2 separate regions of the Homo sapiens genome follow, and region 2 is linked to region 1. Evidence: read pairs that join two places in POLR2A ChIA-PET (ENCODE). Cell type or tissue: A673. All regions are shown on one strand.

Region 1 (5,000 bases):
TGCTAATAATAGCCTCCAGCTCCATCCATGTGTCTGCAAAGGACATGATCTCATTCCTTTTTATGGTTGCATAGTATTCCATGGTGTATATGTACCACATTATCTCTATCCAGTCTATCCTTGATGGGCATTTGGATTGATTCCATCTCTTTGCTATTGTGAATAGTGCTGCAGTGAACGTATGTGTGCATGTATCTTTGCAATAGGATGATTTATATTCCTCTGGGCATATACCCAGTAACAGGATTGCTGGGTCAAATGGTATTTCTGCCTTTAGATCTTTCAGGAATCACCACATTGTCTTTCACAATGGTTGAACTAGTTTACACTCCCACCAACAATGTAAAAGTGTTCCTTTTTCTCCACAACCTCATCAGCATCTGTTATTTCTGGACTTTTTAATAATCACCATTCTTACTGACATGAGATGTAATCTCATTGTGGTTTTGATTTGTATTTCTCTAATGATCAGTGATGTTGAGCTTTTTTTCATGTTTGTTGACTGAATAAATGTCTTCTTTTGAGAAGTGTCTGTTCATGTCCTTTGCCCATTGTTTAATAAGGTTGTTTATTTTTTTTCTTGTAAATTTGTTTAAGTTCCTGGTAGACTCTGAATATTAGACCTTTGTCAGATGGATAGATTGCAAAAATTTTCTCCCATTCTATAGATTGTCTGTTCACTCTGATGACAGTTTGGTATCTGACTTTGGTATTTGACTTGAGGTATTTTTATTTTTAGATTTTATTAATGGTAATACATTTGCACTATATAGAAAGTTCTACCCAGAAAAATCTTGTTTCTACCCCTTATTCTACCCCATCTGCCCTCTTTCGTAGTTTACCATTCTGTAGTAGTTTTTATCTTTCCAACATAGTGTTTGCCTGTTTCCGTAGCGTAAATATTCCTTACCATGTCAATTTCAAAATACCATGTGTATGCCAACTAGCCGGAACAAATCCTGAAAATTTAACAATCAGTCCTTACAAGCTGGTACAAACTTCCTCCAGAACACGTCTACCTGTCTTCCCATGCCCCCTTTACACAAGAATTAGTAAGCTGCACTGAGCCTTTGTTTTTGTTCTGTGTTTTTACTTAATAGCACGTGGTCAGATACTATGAACTGGTTGTCATATACATCATCAGAACACTTTCATTAATATCTCATATTATGTAGCATGATTTACCACTTTTTCCTAAGACTTGGGGAGAGAGTTTGAATTTGGAATCAGAAAGATTTGGATTCTAACCCCGAATCAGGCCTTATCTTGCCTTATCTTTCTGAACCTCGAGTTTTTCATCTATGAAATGGAGACCATAATATAAAATCTGTGATATAATCAAAGAAATAAAATGTTCAGATATAATATTAATTATAATATTAATAGTCAGCACATATAAGTGCCCTGTTTTTGCCAGATACTGTTCTTAGCATTTTACTCAGCATTTAATTCTCACTTCTAAATGTGACGTGTACTATTATTATTCCCATTTTACAGATGGAAAAAGTGAGTCACATAGAGGCTAGGAAACTTTTCTACGCCACACAGCAAGTAAGTGATGGAACAAACATTACACTTAGGACATCTACCTCTAGAAACCACTCTCTCTTTTAGAACTACCCTCTAAAACATGCTTAGTACATAGTGGTAACTCAACAGAGTCACTGTCCTCCACTACCTCTAGTTTCTTAGTTTCAGCTGCAACCTCCTCTTGGTGATTTGAGGCAAGAACTTCCACATTTGTGGGCCTCGTGGGCTCCTGTATTAGTCTGTTCTCACACTGCTAATAAAGACATACCTGAGACTGGGTAATTTATAAAGGAAAGAGGTTTAATTGACTCACAGTTCCACATGGCTGAGGAGACCTCACAATCGTGGTGGAAGACAAAGGAGGAGCAAAGTCATGTCTTACATAGCATCAGGCAAGAGAGCTTGTGCAGGAAAACTCCTCTTTATAAAACCATCAGATTTCATGAAATTTGTTTACTATTACAAGAATGGCATGGGAAACAACCACCCCCAGGATTCAATTACCTCCCACCAGGTCCCTCCCACAACACATGGGAATTATGGGAGCTACAATTCAAGATGAGATTTGGGTTGGGACAGAGCCAAACCATATCAGATCCTCTCACCAACTTCCTAGCTTTCTTTTTTTCTTGTCTCAGTCTCCAAAATCCTCCCCACCCACTCCAAGTTCACTGCCACATCCATCTGTGGAGAACATGACAAACGGAGAGGAAAGGCTAGACCAGCAGCACTACCCTGAACCTTCCCCAGAGACCCCCTGAACTGCCCTGCTCTGGTTATTCAGCTCAGCAGGGAACTTCCATGGGGTTTTCACACTAATAGCTTGGTGTCTTTGCTGGGCTAGTTATTAAATACTTTGAATATTTAAGAAGGCAGTTTCTGTTGTATATATCCCCATTACGTAAATGAGGAAGCTGGCTCAGAAAGATTAAATAACTTGCATGAATCCTGGTAGAATCAATGCTAGGATTCAAACTCAAATCAATGTTACTACCAAACTCTTACAACTTAGCAGTTTGAGAATGAAATGAAAACCATCATTTCCAAGAGTACTTGGGGCAGAGGCTGATTTTGATCAGTGTAGACTTGACTGTCCAGTTACAAATGGCTTTAGCCTCAACACTGTCCTAAATCAGAGTTATAATCTTAATCACTAGCATTTGGCTTGGTCTCAGAATCCTAGGACTGGCACTGAGATTTAATAATTTACCACACACTCAGCACTGATTTAACAGAGACTCTGCTGCCTTAGGAATGGATGAAATCAGCTGATGAGATCACGATTCATGCTAACATTCTTGCAGGGATTAAATAAGATAATTCATGAAGAGCTTGCTATGGTGCCTGGAATATAGTCAACACTCAGGAAATGCTATTTATTTTATTATTACTGCAGCAAAGATTACATGAGAGAAAATGATTGAGAACTTAGATCTGAGTTTTAAACTCAGGACTGATATAGACCTTAAGTAGTCCTGTATGTCTCTGAGTGTTCCCATCTTTAATTTCTGTAAGGAGTAAAAGAGATGATATACATAAAGCATCTAGCACACAGTAGGCACTCAATATAACATAGCACACTTGACTGTATTTGCCTAGCAGCAAAAAGTTAATAAAGAACTTTAACATGCATGCAAATGGCCAAACAGAGGGGTCCGGAGACTTGCATTCTAGTCCTGACTCTGACTTTAACTGAACAAAAGAGCCAAGTTATGGCTTGTGTTTCCTTTTCCTCCTCTGTAAAATGGATGATTTGGAGCCCATGCCTCCTTCCTTGTTCTGACAAGTTATTCTTTTTTTTTTTTTTTTTTTTTTTTTTTTTTGAGACGGAGTCTTGCTCTGTTGCCTAGGCTGGAGTGCAGTGGTGCAATCTCAGCTCACTGCAAGCTCTGCCTCCCAGGTTCACACCATTCTCCTGCCTCAGCCTTCAGAGTAGCTGGGACTACAGGTGCCCGCCACCACGCACAGGTAATTTTTTGTATTTTTAGTAGAGACGGTGTTTCACCGTGTCAGCCAGGATGGTCTCGATCTCCTGACCTCGTGATCTGCCCTCCTCAGCCTCCCAAAGTGCAGGGATTACAGGCGTGAGCCACCGTGCCCGGCCACCATTATTCTTTAGAACTTTCTGCCAATCTTCCCAACAATGCTGTGAGTCAACAGGGGTGTGTCCATCTTACAGATGTGGAACCAAGACTCAGAATGCTTGGACTCAGAATCATAGAATCTCAGGGTCATCATGATCCTTAGAGAATGTTAGTTCAGTGGTTCTCAACCTTCTGAGACCCTTTGTTCACACTCTCTCCTTCAATCCTACTCTCTCAGTGGGGAGTGGGGGAGAATGCTTGGCCTCTCTTTGTTGACTCTTGAGAGTGTGGCAGAAAAAGTCAGCTGCTATGGTAGCTGATGAGTTATAAAGCAGGCTCTGCGATCACATATAGATGCAGGAATGGTGAGAAACAGCATAGGATAGCAATAAGAATTCAGGAGCTTTTAGTTGATCCACTGTGTTCATGGCCACGCCAGCAGGAGGTACGAGTTCCCAGGTTCAGTAAAGCCATCTATCCATCACTGAGTCTCCCCGCAGATGATGTTATTCTCCACTGTCTGCGCAAACGTTTTCAGGTTCTATCTTCATTCTTCTTGTGATTTTAGGACTGTCAAATTTGCTTAATATCCTCTTTCTAATTCTGTTAACTGGATTCTATTTCACATACAGAAGATCTTTAAACATGCATGGCTACATATAAAGTCTCCTCAGTATATGTTTATATCAACTTAAAATAATCAAAAGGGTCAGAATCTAGTTTAAAGAGAGTTTATTCAAGCGCAATTGTTTAAGGATAGCCACCCAGGAAAGGCAAATTCCAAAAAATGGAAGTCGGTGTTTCAAAGGGTAGAAGTTTGAGATTGTTTATGTAGACAAAGTTTAACATCTTCCTATATAAGGCTTAATGTATAGTTACAATGATCTAATTAGTTTAAGTAGTCTTTTTTCTTTCAGGAAATGTATATGTAACATTTCACACTGAAGGTGTAGCAGTCATGGGGTCTTTTGCAGTGTCTAGTCGGAGTTAGGAATGGGACAATAAAGGAGGCAGTTAATCTATAACAAAGATCACTGACCGGAATGGGGAGGGCCTGGTCTCTGGTCTCCCCTAGTCAGTTACAGAATAAGAACAATGAAGAAGTGAGTTAATCTATCATCTAAGACACAGAATTGCAAAACTGCTCTGTGACTCAATCTCCAGGGCTTAATTCTTCCTTAGCATAATAAATTTAGAGGCCCCTGAAATCTTATTTTTGTCTACATTCCATACAAAAAGTTATCTCTAATTTTACACAAAAACTTCACCCATCTATTTTGGACATTTCACAAACACCCACCCATTTGGTGACTTGGCTGCAAGGACTCATGGGACTTGGAGGCAGTTGTACCTGCATCCTTGCTTTAGTGTGCTTTATGTGTTCTC
Region 2 (5,000 bases), 380 kb before region 1:
TCAGGCCATAAAAAATATATAGATAGAATTTTTAGACTCACTTCCAATAAGTTAAAATGCAACTTGTTCTGCTAAAGAGTTTGATCTTTTGCTTACCAACAGCACCAGGGGTAGACAAGATAGAATGTACTTTGCTTTCTATTTTTAAAACCTGGATTCACTGGGCTATTTGGTATTTGAAATTATTAAAGCTTTGTTAGCCATCTTGATAGGTTTACATGTTACAGCTGAGGCTTCTTATCTGTTAAACCAAGTGTATTAGACAATGTAAAAACATGTTAAGAATGGGCGGAGGTCTTAGGGAGTGCATTGCATAGAAAAAGTCTGAGAGTTGAGATCAGATGAACCAGACCTTATAATCCAGCCTTGCTACTTATTAACTTTTTTTTTTTTTTTTTGAGACAGAGTCTTGCTCTGTCGCCCAGGCTGGAGTGCAGTGGCGTGATCTCAGCTCACTGCAAGCTCTGCCTCCCGGGTTCACCCCATCCCATCCTCCTGCCTCAGCCTCCTGAGTAGCTGGGACTACAGGCGCATGCTGCCACGCCTGGCTAATTTTTTGTATTTTTGGTAGAGATGGGGTTTCTCCATGTTGGCCAGGCTGGTCTTGAACTCCTGACCTCAGGTGATCCACCCACCTCGGCCTCCCAAACTGCTGGGATTACAGGCAGGAGCCACCGCGCCCAGGCTTATTAGCTCATTTCTTTTGGGCAAACTATTTGACTTCTCTTGCACCATTTCCTAATTAATATCCCCATAAATTAGGACTAGTAGTACTTGAAAATTAAGGGGTTGAATGAGATAGTACACATAAACCAGCTAGTAGAGGACCTACCCATGGTAGGTATTTCATAAGTCCTATGCGATTAGTATTGCTTCTGGTCTTATTCCTGTCACTGTTGCTGTCATAGGATGTTGCTGCAAGAAACAGTAGATGTTGGGATAATAGGGAATCATGTATTTTGTAGTAGCCCATATGATAAATAGTATTAGCAACCATAACAAACATTTATGGAACACTTAACATGTGTCAGGTCTTTGTGCCTGCCGTAGGAAGGCAAGAGAGAAAAGTAAGCTTTGCCTATTGCCATCTGGGTTTCTTTGATAGAAAAAGCTGTTACTGAGAGAGCTAAAACACCCACCAGTGCTCAAAGGAAACAGGGGCGGCCATGGGATAGTCACAGAAAGAGCTGAGAGGAGATCTCGATGACATGCATTGCAGTTGTGATTGCAGTTACCAAAACGGCTCTTTAATAAGGAGGCTTAATGTATAAATTTGGGAGCAGGGGATCTGCTTACACTCTTGCATTCCACTTCTCCCCTGGAAAGCCCTCTAGAGCTTCAGGGACCACAGAACAAAGGCCACTGACCTTGTGCAGCCTCCACCTGCTAGCTTTAATACAGTGAAATTGAGACCCCACATCTCTAATCTGGGACTGGGCTGAAACATGCACTGCATGAGTCTAAGCTGTTGACTCTTAAAGAGCCAGAGTGAACTTTCCCCCAGTGGGCAGTAGATTCCGCTGCATCTGCTTATGGATGTTTACTCTTGACCTACCATTAGCAGAGACGTGACATGATGTAGTTTTCCCTCTTGTACCTTTTAACCACAGACCACAATCCATTTGCTCTGAATGTTTAATACAGTATCAAGCCTGAAATCAAATGAGTGCAGGTGGAAGAAAACATTAGGTGGGTTAGGTCAGGGAAAAGCAATGTTTTCAGGGCTTCTGCAAAATGTGCTAATGTTGTGAGGAAAATCAACAATAAGATCAGGGAAGTAGCACTCGAAACCAATGTCTTAAAAAGTCATGGACAAAAAAACAAAAACAAAACAAACGAAACAAGATGAGAGAAGACATGGGGATTGTTCTTGTAAATGCAGAGTCAATCAATTTGATTTCTTAACATTAAAACACTTTGTGCTTTAAGGATGTATCCCAGTTACCCCATCAAAAAGCAGAATTAGAAAAAAAAGTCTTAAGAGAAAAATAACAGACAAATCCTTAATATCTTTACCATAAAAAGGGATATGAGAGAGCCCCAAGTGTTCTTGTGAAATAAAGTTTAGAAGTTCCTTTTCCAGATGTGCAACTGCAGAAATGTAAATAAAGCTTTAGTAAAGGGAGGTCATTGGCCAAGGAATTTGAAATGAGGCACCCAGGGAAGTGGGAGGAGAAGTGAGGTATTTAGTTTTTACTTCTACAGCTGTTGCTTGGTGACTCACCATTGATAGATCCTTTTTTTTTTTTTTTTTTTTTTTTTTGGAGACAGGGTGTGTCTCTGTCTCCCAGGCTAGAGTGCAGTGGCTGGGCCTCAGGCCTTCACCTTCTAGGCTTACGCGATTCTCTCACCTTAGACTCCCAAGTAGCTGAGACTATAGGAGTGTGCCACCACGCCCAGCTAATTTTTTTTTTTTTTTTTTTTAGAGATGGGGTCTTGCTATGTTGCCCAGACTGGTCTCAAACTGCTGGGCTCAACCCGTCCTCCCATTTTAGGCTCCCAAACTGTTGGGATTACCAGTGTCAGCTACCACACTTGGCTGATTGATCTTAATAGGGAAAGCAAACTCCTTAGTTTTTAAAGAAATACAAATTTGCTGGGCGTGGCAGCTCACACCTGTAATCCCAGCACTTTGGGAGGCTGAGGCAGGTGGATTACCTGAGGTCAGGAGTTCGAGGCTGGCCAACATGGTGAAACCCTGTCTCTACTAAACATACAAAAAATTAGCTGGGCGTGGTGGCACATGTCTGTAATCCCAGCTACTTGGGAGGCTGAGGCAGGAGAATAGCTTGAACCTGGGAGGTGGAGGTTGCAGTGAGCCAAGGTCGTGCCATTGCACCCCAGCCTGGGGAACAGAGCGAGACTCTGTCTCAGAAAACAAAAACAAAAAAAAGAAATACAAATTTATAAAATAGCATTTTTTTTAAAATGGCACCCTGTTTTTATGCTGTTTGATAATGCCATTAATAATGTATAGGTTTAAAATATCTCATATTTTAGAACTTGGTGATGAACTATGTATACACTTGCATTCAATATTTAACATTTAAGAATCTGTTGAAGTGGTTCATTCATTCATTCACTCATTCACTCATTTACAACTGTTTGTTGTCAGACCTGGCTCTAGTCTTTGGAGACTGAACAGTGAAGAAAACGACATGCTTCTTCCCCTTAAGAAGCATACACAGAGAAAATGCCTTCTTAGGAAATAATCCAGTATGCGGAAAACGCTAACTTTCCAAAGACATGTATTATAACGTTATTTTTAACACTAAAATTGAAAATAATCTTACTGTTTAAAAACTAAGGAAATGATTACTTATAATAAATTCACTGGATATAGACATTGAACAAGGTGTTTGTAAGAAAAGTGTTTATGCTGTATTAAGTAAACACCACAGAGTACAGATTTGTATATACTGAATGATTGCAATTAGGCTGACAATAAGGAAAGGAAAAAGTACAAAAAAAATGGCTGCGTGGTAAGACTGTCTTTTTTCTGTTGGCAATATTGCTCTTTGCAATATTTTCTTTTTGTTTAAGTAAAATAATAACAGTGTCCTCTTTCATAAACTTACTTTGTGTTAGGCTTTATGAGCTTAATATACATTTACTCATTTAATCCTCACAGTAGCCCTATATCACAAGTCAGGAAAATGGGGCAATGAGGGTTGTAGAATTGGATTCAAACCCAGAAATACCAGTTCCAGAACCTGACCTCTTAACTACTACGCAAATCGCTCCTTTAGAGAGAAAAATTGTTCCAGGTTTAAAAATGTGAATCCAAACGCTGGTCTCCAGAGCTCAAGCTCTTATGCCTTGTTGGTAAGATAGAGATCTTAACAATATCCACTACTCAAAGGCTGCTATGGAATGAAGCACATATGATGATGCTTGTGAAAGTGTTTTGTAAATTTTAAATTTCCATTCAAAGATCACTCATGGGGTGTATTCAAAATATCTGAGTGCCTTAATAAATGTGTATATTAAATAATTTAAAGCACATTTTTGTTGAAGTATTCACAGGTAAATTAGCTAGTTTATATATTTTAAATAACTGTTTAGAGCATGGATTTTTTTTTTAATTTACAGAAAATGTACTGAATAAGGTTTATTTTGTAAATTAGTTTCTTCTGCTAGGTTGACTTCCTTTTGCTCTTTCTCCGTTTCTCTCTCTGACATTCTCAGTCCCACCATTGTATGATTTTTCTTGACTTTCTCCTTTCATTGAACAAGCCTCTTCAAGGTCAGGAAACCACTGTAATTTGCACTTCGGAGGTATTTAGCAGCCAAAGGTTTAAATTCCCAGCCAGCAATTGGGAGTCCGGGCTTGGGTTGCTTTATTATGCTTTATATCTGTTGACTCTGAGTAAAAAATAATGTGTGGAGTAGAATTACAAAGGTGACTCTTAAAAGCATGTTTAAGGATGATAACTTTAAAATGTGCTCACCAAAGCCATGAAAATAGATGAGTTCCCCAAGAGGTACCCAGCAATACACCTTTATAGACTTCTAGAATGAATGTATAAATTCCATGAGGGTCTTGATGGCCTCTTGAAGAAACTGGGGAGGATCTTTGTGTTCTAAGAGTTTACGGTGTGTTAGGTTGCATCATATGCATTTGACATTTAATTTGAAAGTGGTCTGTTTAAAATGTCATCTGTTTTTCATTTGTAGGGGCCTACTTGAAAATGGTAGGTTGGACCCTATGACCTCCTGGTTTCCTCCCAACTCTAAAGTATTGTAGTTGTTCAGTTCCAAGGTAAATGTAAAATTTATTTTCCAGCACAACAACTGATATTTGTGTACGGCTTATAGTTTACAAAACATTTTGCACATACTGCATCCTATCTCAAAGAAGGAGAAAAGGGGGAAGAAGCCCTTGATAAATCTAGATTAGAAAAAAATGCACAACGTGTCTGCTATTTTTCTATGTGTTGGTTGCCTTCGAGATGAAAAGTAATGTTCTCATTTGAAGGCAACTGTGAGAATTAGAATCT

The links. Peaks named below come from ENCODE experiments on the same cell type or tissue, not always from the same donor. Only the 100,000 strongest peaks of a DNase experiment are listed, where the experiment ranks them.
Region 2: POLR2A ChIA-PET joins it to region 1 with 5 read pairs; 1 of 35 experiments calls an interaction of 5 or more read pairs at or near these places.

What each region holds. Positions count from the first base shown.
Region 1 is chr4:16,464,560-16,469,559 of GRCh38, reverse strand. All of the region lies in intron 2 of LOC105374505 (a long non-coding RNA gene), which reads right to left. Among named protein-coding and RNA genes, the nearest start is that of TAPT1-AS1, 240 kb to the right of the region's middle. In A673, no CTCF peak of the experiment used is centred here; DNase peaks (open chromatin) are centred at 2,279 and 2,789; H3K27ac peaks cover 1,830 bases.
Region 2 is chr4:16,841,512-16,846,511 of GRCh38, reverse strand. All of the region lies in intron 1 of LDB2 (LIM domain binding 2), which reads left to right. Among named protein-coding and RNA genes, the nearest start is that of LDB2, 55 kb to the left of the region's middle. In A673, no CTCF peak of the experiment used is centred here; a DNase peak (open chromatin) is centred at 2,181; H3K27ac peaks cover 1,574 bases.